2 separate regions of the Homo sapiens genome follow, and region 2 is linked to region 1. A link is a contact called in ENCODE Hi-C or POLR2A ChIA-PET data. All regions are on one chromosome and are shown on one strand. Each heading gives the region's core, a stretch centred on a gene start or an enhancer-like site at or near the end of the contact. The rest is flanking DNA. Distances are from core to core; before and after follow the strand shown.

Region 1 (4,400 bases), core at 1-2,500:
AATTATTACTTATTTCTGAAACTGAGAGCTGGGACACAAGCCCAGGTCTGAACACACCAGCTCAAATCCCAGGCCCACCACCAGGAGACCTGTGGGCTGCCACTGATCCCTCTGTAAAAAGGGGCTGTTTACAAAGCCTTCAGCCCATGGCACACAGAACCCTGAAACATCGTAACACAGCAATCATATTAACTTAATACAAAAAGGTCAATTCTTTACAACTTGTATTTTGCAACAATGTTATCAAAACTGGTTCCCATACCCGGAGGGATAACCAAAAATATCAAACCAATGGCAGTAATGATGAAAACGAATCCTTATTCAGAACCTAGCAATACTACTAGAACCACCTCTCCTACAGCATCAGTCAATCCAACAACCCTTACCAAATAGTGTCTTTTTAAAACATCGTTTTTAAAGTGGAGACAGGGTCTCACAATATTGGCCAGGCTGGTCTTGATCTCCTGGGCAAGGAATCCTCCCGCCTCGGCCTCCCAAAGTGCTAGGATAACAAGCGTGAGCCGCCTCGCCAGGCTCCTACCGCCCTGCTGCCTTTCTGAGCAACTTAAGTTTTTCAGACTGTGTTGACAATTACAAGAACTATTTAATAGCTCCACTTATGCAGCACTTACTGTGTGCAAAACCCCGTGATGAGCATCTCCTGTGAATTATTTCTTCCCAAATTCACAAACTTGTCAGATGAGATTACTGTGTACCCAACGAACAGCCAGACACTGGGGCAAAGGCTCAAAAACCATCACAAGGTGGGAAGGGGCCTGAGACTCAGAGACCTGCCTGGTCCCCAAATCCAGTTATTCGGCTCTCGATCCTCTCACCCGCCGCGGCCCCCATCGAACCCGACTTTTCATACTAGAAAGTGACAGGTCCAGATAAAGGCAGCAAAGCCAAATAACTAAGAGTGGCTGCGGGTCCAGCCACCTGGGTCGGAATCCTGGCTCTGCCACTTCCTGGCTTTGTAAACCCAGTCATATCAGCCTCCGAGTACCTCCACTTGGTCATCTACTAAGTGGGGGCGGTAGGCTATGACTGACCCATCCCTGCTTTCCTGGCCCCCAGAGTAGGTCCCCAGTATCGGGAATTGCTCCCTCCGGGCAGCCGCAGACCCCCTGCCGCCCTCCAGCGTGCCCCTAGCCCAAAACCACGGCGGATGGCAGCGGATTATCCAGCCCCGAACGCCGCAAAGCGAGCTCACCATGATGGCGCCTCCTGCTCGGCCAGGTCCGGAAAGAGAGAACGGGCTGGGGTGGGCGGGGAAAGCCTCAAGCGAGTGGCGCCGCCGTGACGTCACATGGGTGCGACGCGGCGCTCTACCACGATCCGGACTTCTCTGTGGTGAGTTGGACGACTGACTAGCCGGGCGATAACGGCAGAGAGCATAGAGCGCAGGAACAAGCGCAACGTCCAAGAGGGAAGGGCCAGCACGTCGGGGGCCTCTCTGGCCCTACCCAGGCCGTGTTCTCGATAGCTTTCCGGAAGAAAGGGATCTGGGAGCGAGATGCGTGTAGCTAGCACGATGCGTCGCGCGGTGACGCTCTGGCCCGACGCCGACGGCCTCTCAGTGGCTCCCGGAGGACCCGGCGGGCCCAGTGTTGGAGGTGAGGAGGCGGGGCTGGCAGGGCTAGTCGGGGCATCTGGAAATTTCCGACCCCACGCTTCGGGCGTTTCCTTATCAGGTTCACCGCTCCCTGATCTCGCGCTGCACTTCGTAGGCGCAGCCGCTGCTTGGGAAGTCCTACTTAAGGTCTAACCCGAGATGATCTTGCTGCACCTCAATCTATAGCATCCTGTATTCCCATCCTTTGAGTTCCGCTTCTCCTTCTCCCCCGGCCCCTAGATGGCCCTTCCCTGACCTAGAAAGAGGGAGACAGAGTTTCATAGGGGAGGCAAAATGGAGACTCCGTGGCTTGGGGGTGGGGGGAATGGAGGCCCAAAGGGTAGGAAGGAGACCTAGAAAGAGGGGTGAGATGGAGACCCAGGGAGAAGTAGTGGCAAAGAAAGATGGTGAGATGGGGCCTTGCAAGGCTATAACCAAATTCAAATCCTGGCTCTGCTAGTTACTAATGGGGTGATTGGGCAAGTCATTTAACCTCTCTGTGATCTTGGGAAAATCACTTAACTTCTTTGGGCCTTACTCTCCTTATGGACAAAAAGGGGATGACAACAGGCCTGGCACACAGGGGTGTTTTTCAGGATTATGAAAGTTAATAAAACTGCTGAGGTCAATATTTTGCACATAATAAGTGCTCAATAAAAATTAGCCTTCACTCCTATTATAGCATACATATTGTGTGCAACCAGATGGACTGGCTGGGGCAGTGATTAAAATGACTTATCTACTCTTCCCCCCACCCGCCAGGGAGGCCCCTGCCTCTTGGTTCTCAGGCACATTGAGCCTGGAAGGGCCTCCTGCAGTTGGCTGTCAATGCTGCTCCTCACTTACCTCTCCTCCACAGAGCTGAAGGTCAGGCCAGGACAGTGAGACCTGACTCCTTGCTCCTACCAGCCTACTATGGCTTAAGACCCAGGGCCAGGGTCCCGTTGATGTAACAGAGCAGAGGACCAGCAGATGAATGGACACCTTGAAGCAGAGGAGCAGCAGGACCAGGTAAGGGACCATCTAAAAGCCAAGATCCTCATACTGTGGAAAGACAAAATCTGAAGCTTTTCTTTAAAAAAAAAAAAAAAAAATTGGAGGCCAGGCGTGGTAGCTCAAGCTTGTAATCCCAGCACTCTGGGAGGCCAAGGCCTGCGGATCACCTGAGGCCAGGAGTTCGAGATCAGCCTGGCCAACATGGTGAAACCCCATCTCTACTAAAAATACAAAAATTAGCCAGGCATGGTGATGCGCACCTGTAATCCCAGCTACTCGGGAGACTGAGGCAGGAGAATCATTTGAACCCGGGAGGCAGAGGTTGCAGTGAGCCGAGATCGCGCTGCACTCCAGCCTGGGTGACAGAGTGAGACTCCGTCTCAAAAAAAAAAAAGAAAAAACAGGGTCTCACTCTTGCCCAGGCTGGAAAGCAGTGGCACAATCACAGCCTACTGCAGCTGCAACCTCCTGGGCTAAAGTGATCTTCCCACCTCAGCTTCCCAAGTAGCCTCCACCATGGCTGGCTAATTTTTTTATTTTTATTTATTTATTTATTTTGAGGTGGAGTTTCGCTCTTGTTGCCCAGGCTGGAGTGCAATGGCACGATCTTGGCTCACTGCAACCTCCGCCTCCCGGGTTCAAGCAGTTCTCCTGCCTCAACCTCCCAAGTAGCTGGGATTACAGGCATGCGCCACCACACCCAGCTACTTTTGTATTTTTCATAGAGATGAGGTTTCTCCATGTTGGTCAGGCTGGTCTCAAACTCCCGACCTCAGGTGATACGCCGGCCTCGGCCTCCCAAAGTGCTGGGATTACAGGCATGAGCCACTGCACCCGGCCAATTTTTTTATTTTTTCTAGAGACTAGGTCTCCCTCTGTTGCCCAGGCTGGTCTTGAACTCCTGAGCTCAAGGGATTCTCCCACCTCAGTCTCTCAAAGTGTTGAGCTTACAGGCATGAGCCACCGCGCCCAGCCTGGGAGCCCTTCCATAAGTGATTTCAGACCTTCTCTCCAGGCAGGTGTTCCAGTGGGATAATTTAGGAATCAGAGAAACTGAGGGGTTGAGGAGGATACTTATTATTTATTATTTAGGTGCACTGGCCCAGTCAGATTAACATCGAAAAAGACTGAGCACCGAACAAAGAGTCAAGTTACATTTTAAGTATTTCGTGGGGTAGGGGGAGATCTGTGCAGGGGGAAGCATATTATAGCAGCGAGAAACAAAGACAGTTATTCAATTGAGACATGCATTACATTATTTCTTACTTTTCAAGGAAAAACATGTTTTAGGACTTGAGTTTATCCTGTCTAGTGACCTTGCAGCTGCACAGTTAGAGAAACAGGGTCTTCACGATGCCTGGGAAAGGGAGTTAGATAAGGCTCACTAGCCACAAACAGAAAAACAGGCAGTTAATTTTTAAAGGACTCAATCTCGGGCCGGGCGCAGTGGCTCACGCCTGTAATCCCAGCACTTTGGGAGGCCGAGATGGGCGGATCACGAGGTCAGGAGATCGAGACCATCCTGGCTAACACGGTGAAACCCCGTCTCTACTAAAAATACAAAAAAAATTAGCCGGGCATGGTGGCGCGCGCCTGTAGTCCCAGCTACACACGGGAGGCTGAGGCAGGAGAATGGCGTGAACCCGGGAGGCGGAGCTTGCAGTGAGTCGAGATCGCGCCACTGCACTCCAGCCTGGGCGACAGAGCGAAACTCCGTCTCAAAAAAAAAAAAAATAAAAAAAAATAAAGGACTCAATCTCTTTCTCTTCCTCAGGGGGAATTGGGTTTT
Region 2 (4,400 bases), core at 1,355-3,854, 400 kb after region 1:
GGGGTGGGGCTGGCCCTGACGGCTCACACCAGCGCCGGCTTCAAGCTGCCATAGCTGGAGTTCTCGGTACTGTAGGCTTTCGGCACGCTGTAGATGCCCCGCAGGGGCTTCCAGTGCGGGCCGCCCCAGGGCGCCTCCAGCGGGCAGAAGCGGTCGAGCCGCCGGAGCGGGTGCAGCAGGGGGCTGTAGGACTCCTGAGCCAGAGACAGGGCTCCCCGGTGCGGCATGGCCGAGGTCACCGGGCTGACGCGCGGCACGCGGACCCGCGGTGGTCGGGGCGGCCGGGAGGAGCGCGGACAGGGCGGCCGCTGCGGGCCGTGGCTCCAGACCTGGGGCGTCTCTTCGAAGCTCCAGTAGGTCAGGGAGTCCTTGCGGGGGTATCCGGACAGCTCCGTCCTGTGGGAGCAGGGCGGGATGGTGAGGATACAGCTGGATCCTTGGGGACGAGTTTCAGACCTCGGGATCTAAGGAGTCTGCACATTCAAACTCCTGCATTTCCAGGCGAGCACCCCTTAGGAAGGACGCGACCCGGCACGCGTTGCCTGCGTTCCTGGGTCCTCGAGGTACTTAACGTCCTGGAAACTGAGCTTTCGCATCCTAGGGAAGTAAAAGGGGACTTTCGCTTCCTTGGGAAGGAGTATCTGGGGGCTCAAGTACCGAAGGAGGCCCTGCCCTCAGATCCGGAATCCCCTCGAGCCGCTGTGCAGGCTTCCTGTCCCTACCGCGGTTCCTGAGAGGTGACACTAAGGACTCCTGGGTGCTTAAAAAAAAAAGGGAGGGGCTGAGGCCTGAACTTTGGTTCTTGCTGCTACAGAAGTCGAGGCTGAGACCACCGGCTCAGGGAATGGGAGCCAGCCCAGGGGCTCGGCGTGCACCGGCCACGGCGGGGGCTGTGCAGGAGGCGGTGCCGAGCGAGAGCCCGGCTTACTTGGGATAGAACCGAAAGTCCCGCGCCGAGGTGGTCAGATAGAGCTGGCGGCGGTCCAGGACGCCCCGGTCGGATACTGTGAAAGGCCGGCCAGACAGCTCGGGGTTCTTCGTCCAGGCAATTAGAGCCTGAGCAAGATTGGGGGAGGAGGCATACCCAAGACATAGATTTCATACCCCATCCCAAGCCCTGGGTCCCGAGTTCAGAATCCCTCTCCTTCGGCCTCGACAGCCATGACGGCCACGGCCCTCACACCCCGCCCCAGGGTTAGAGCCCTTCCTGCCACCCACGCCAGGGAACTTCAGCTTCCTTTCTCATACCCGAACCCTTCCCAGCCTCACCTCCCTAAATCCAAGCACCTTCTGCTGTTCAAGGAACTCAAACCCAAGCCCCCAGCCACCAAAAACAACCTCCCTGGTTCCGCTCTGTCTTAAACCGTCTTGGTGTGGCCACTGGAGCTGAGCTGCATCTTGGGCAGCAACTCCAAGTTACCTCTCCCAACTCCCACCTGACCCCGTCTCAGAATATTCTAGTCTCCTCCCCACCCACAGCCCGCCGTCTAGCTCCGCAGCAGCTTAGGAGCCCTGAAGGTGAGTTTGTAGTCCCTGGTCCTTCTGGCCTGGCCTAATGCCCAGCCCCTCCCCCGGCTCCTCTAACCTCGCGATCCCGCCCCAGACCCTTTAGCCACGCCCCAAAGCCGTGATTCCTTCTGGCCCCGCCCCAGGCTCCCGGAGCTCCGCCCCGTCTCGCCGGCGCCGGCTTCCACCCAGACACCTGGGAAGGACCCCCGCGGTGGTGGTCTGCGAGTTGTGGGGGCTGGGGCCCGAAGTATTCCGGGGCGCGCGGGTCCCCGCTGGGAGAGCCAGTGTACTGCGCCCTCGTCTCGCTGCTCTGGTACTTTGTGGTCAGTGGGAGGCGCCAGCCGCGGTGTCTGAGCTGCGGAAAGGCGACCCAGAGACTCACGTGAAGGAGCAGGGGACTCAAATGCAGTCCCCCGCCCTGTCCCCTGCGGACTCCGGCACTCCCCAAACTTTACCTTTTCTCCTAAATCCTTGATCCCCACAGTCCGCGTGGGGTCTGCAGGCTCTGGGGCTCTGGGCTGGGCGCAGGGCCCGCCATGGGTCTTGGGCACGTAGGCCGAGCCAGAGGTTGTCTCCCATCTGCTGAGGACCTCGTCGAAAGCCCAGTTGTGAGAATCCTGCTTTGCAACTTGGGGTAGAGGGTCCGCGACCGTGGACTGGAGAGAAGGCGCCGCACATCAGCTAGAAAGACTCAGGAGTCCCTATCACCCCCCACCCCAAACTCTGACCTCTTCCAGTCGGCCCCCAGCCCTTTCCTCTGCAGTCCCTGGCATTCAGCTTCCCTGGTGCCTCCTCTCTCAGACCCAGAACTCCAGGACCCTCCTCCTTCAGAGAGGAGTCCAAGCTCCCAATCCGCTTTATTTAGCCCCTATCTTTCTGGGTCTCCAGGCCCGGCAGGGCTGCAGCGTAGGGTCCGCTCACCTGCACCGTGGGCGGGGTGAAGGGTATGGGTGGGATAATGCGGTGGGAAAAGTAGCTGCTGGTGAGATGGCAGTTGGGCCTGGATCCAGGTACCTCGGTTGCAGAGATACGACAGCCCGGAGCCAGGGTGCCACTGGCCATGGTTCCACCCCCACTCCGTAGCCAAGCAGGAGCTGGCTTATTGTGGTTGTTGCCCCAGGTGACAGAACCCGCCCACCCAGAACCTAGTCAATCAAGGGCCTGCAGGCACCTGGATGGATGGAATGAGAAAGAGACCCAGAGACAGGGACCCCAAGAGGGGTACAAAGAAACACAAGGAGGGGGAATGGAGACTCAAAGATAGGAGGGTGGAAAGGGAAGGAGAAGTTCAGTATTTCAGAGACCCAGGGGGTGGGGGAGAGAGAAACCCAAAAAGAGGGACAGGGACCTGGAGGTGTCAGAGATCCAGACAGAGAGACAGAGACCCCTGCGCTGCACCTAGCAACTCAGGACATCCATGAGAAACACCCCCCTTTCTTCCAGGGCCCAGATGCTCCTGGCTGCTTCCTCCCTCTACCAGGCCTGCCCACCTCAGGGTAACGATTTCCAGACATCCCCGGGGCTCCCCGACCCTCCCTGCATGCACGTGCTGAAGTAATCAGCACTAGCATTGGCTGTCCTGCCTGCCTTTGATTGGCTTGAAAAGTTCCACCTGGGTAGGCGGGGTGTGGAAACAGGGAGGCACCCACAGAGAAGTGCACCGGACCATAGCGAAAAACATGGGCTTTGATGAGTGAGAAAGAAATACAAGAGAGGAGAGAGACAGGGAGGAAGACACAGACCACGCTGGAAACGGAGCTATTAGTACTCACCCAGAGGCTAGAGCCACCGGAAGTTAGAGACAGAGAGAAAGGCGGCAAAAAAGAGCAAAATCAGAGATGGTAACAAGGAGATGTAGAAACGGAGGCAGCCACACCCCTCCCTGCCGAGGGGCCTGGTCTGTACAGATTGGTGGAGGGGGTGCCTATGTCCTTTGCTCAAAGCTGGACCTGAGAGAGAGAGAGGGGGAGAGAAAGTGAGAGAGAGAGAGTGTGTGTGTGTGTCTGTGTCTGTGTGTTGGCAACACATGTGGGGAGATGGGTAATAGGTAAAGGGCTATTGTGAAGTCCTGTGGTCTGTCCCAGACAGAGAGAAAGAGAGAGAGAGAGAGAGAGACAGAGTGTGTGTGTGTGTGTGTGTCTGTCTGTGTGTTGGCAACACATGTGGGGAGATGGGTAATAGGTGAAGGGCTATTGTGAAGTCCTGTGGACCAGAGAGAGAGAGAGAGAGTGAGTGTGTGTGTGTCTGTATGTCTGTGTGTTGGCAACACATGTAGGGAGATGGGTAATAGGGGTCATAGGTGAAGGGCTACTGTGAACTCCTGTGGTCTGTCCCTGGCTTCCCTTGTCATTTCTTCACCATATAGAGCTTTTGGTCACCGGGCACGATGACTCACTCCTGTAATCCCAGCACTTTGAGAGGCAGAGGCGGGCAGATAACTTGAGGTTAGGAGTTTGAAACCAGCCTGGCCAACATGGCAAAACCCTGTCTCTATCGAAAAATATAAAAAGTAGCCAGGCATGGTGGCGCACACCTGTAATCCCAACTAAGGCAGGAGAATCACTTGAACTCAGGAGGTGAAGGTGGCAGTGAGCTGAGATCATGCCACTGCACTCCAGCCTAGGGGACAGAGCAAGACTCCATCTCAAAAAAAAAAAAAAAAATAGCTTTTGGTCTAGGCCTCTGCCTCCTCAACCCTCATTATCTCATCCCACGAGCCCATTCTTCAGACAAGGAAACCTGAGGCTGCCTTCTGCAGCCAGGCCCACAATCCCACTTACTGTTCCTCCCTGAATCATGCTTCTGGGGCCCTTCTGTTGGATTTTGCTGACCCTACTCAAGGGCTCTCAATGACGAATAACCCCCTGATCCTAGCCAGGGGGACGGCGAGT

Evidence for each region. A loop is a pair of places that touch in the nucleus more often than their neighbours do. ChIA-PET counts read pairs that join two places held with the same protein, here RNA polymerase II (POLR2A). Pooled maps may share reads with other maps.
Region 2: a pooled map shows a loop between it and region 1 (2.8-fold over the local background). The contact joins the promoter of SAXO3 here to the promoter of RPL18 in region 1. A Hi-C loop is called at or near these places in 1 of 50 pooled maps. POLR2A ChIA-PET finds 5 or more read pairs at or near these places in 5 of 52 experiments (GM10248, IMR-90, Panc1 and 2 more).

What each region holds. Positions count from the first base shown.
Region 1 is chr19:48,617,928-48,622,327 of GRCh38, forward strand. It overlaps RPL18 (ribosomal protein L18), which reads right to left and starts at 1,251. Exons shown (of 7, transcript NM_000979.4): 1 at 1,214-1,251. The coding sequence starts at 1,216. It overlaps SPHK2 (sphingosine kinase 2), which reads left to right and starts at 1,579. Exons shown (of 7, transcript NM_020126.5): 1 at 1,579-1,616; 2 at 2,475-2,626. The coding sequence starts at 2,588. RefSeq lists enhancers at 1-722, 993-1,672, 1,833-1,922.
Region 2 is chr19:49,017,945-49,022,344 of GRCh38, forward strand. SAXO3 (stabilizer of axonemal microtubules 3) reads right to left here and starts at 2,605. Exons shown (of 5, transcript NM_001396011.1): 1 at 2,431-2,605; 2 at 1,965-2,165; 3 at 1,703-1,864; 4 at 929-1,056; 5 at 24-396. The coding sequence starts at 2,571. The coding sequence ends at 24. It overlaps LOC124904738 (a long non-coding RNA gene), which reads left to right and starts at 2,149. Exons shown (of 2, transcript XR_007067288.1): 1 at 2,149-2,730; 2 at 2,953-4,400. It also overlaps a transcript of LHB not described here. RefSeq lists enhancers at 1-162, 1-895, 3,182-3,331 and a silencer at 139-328.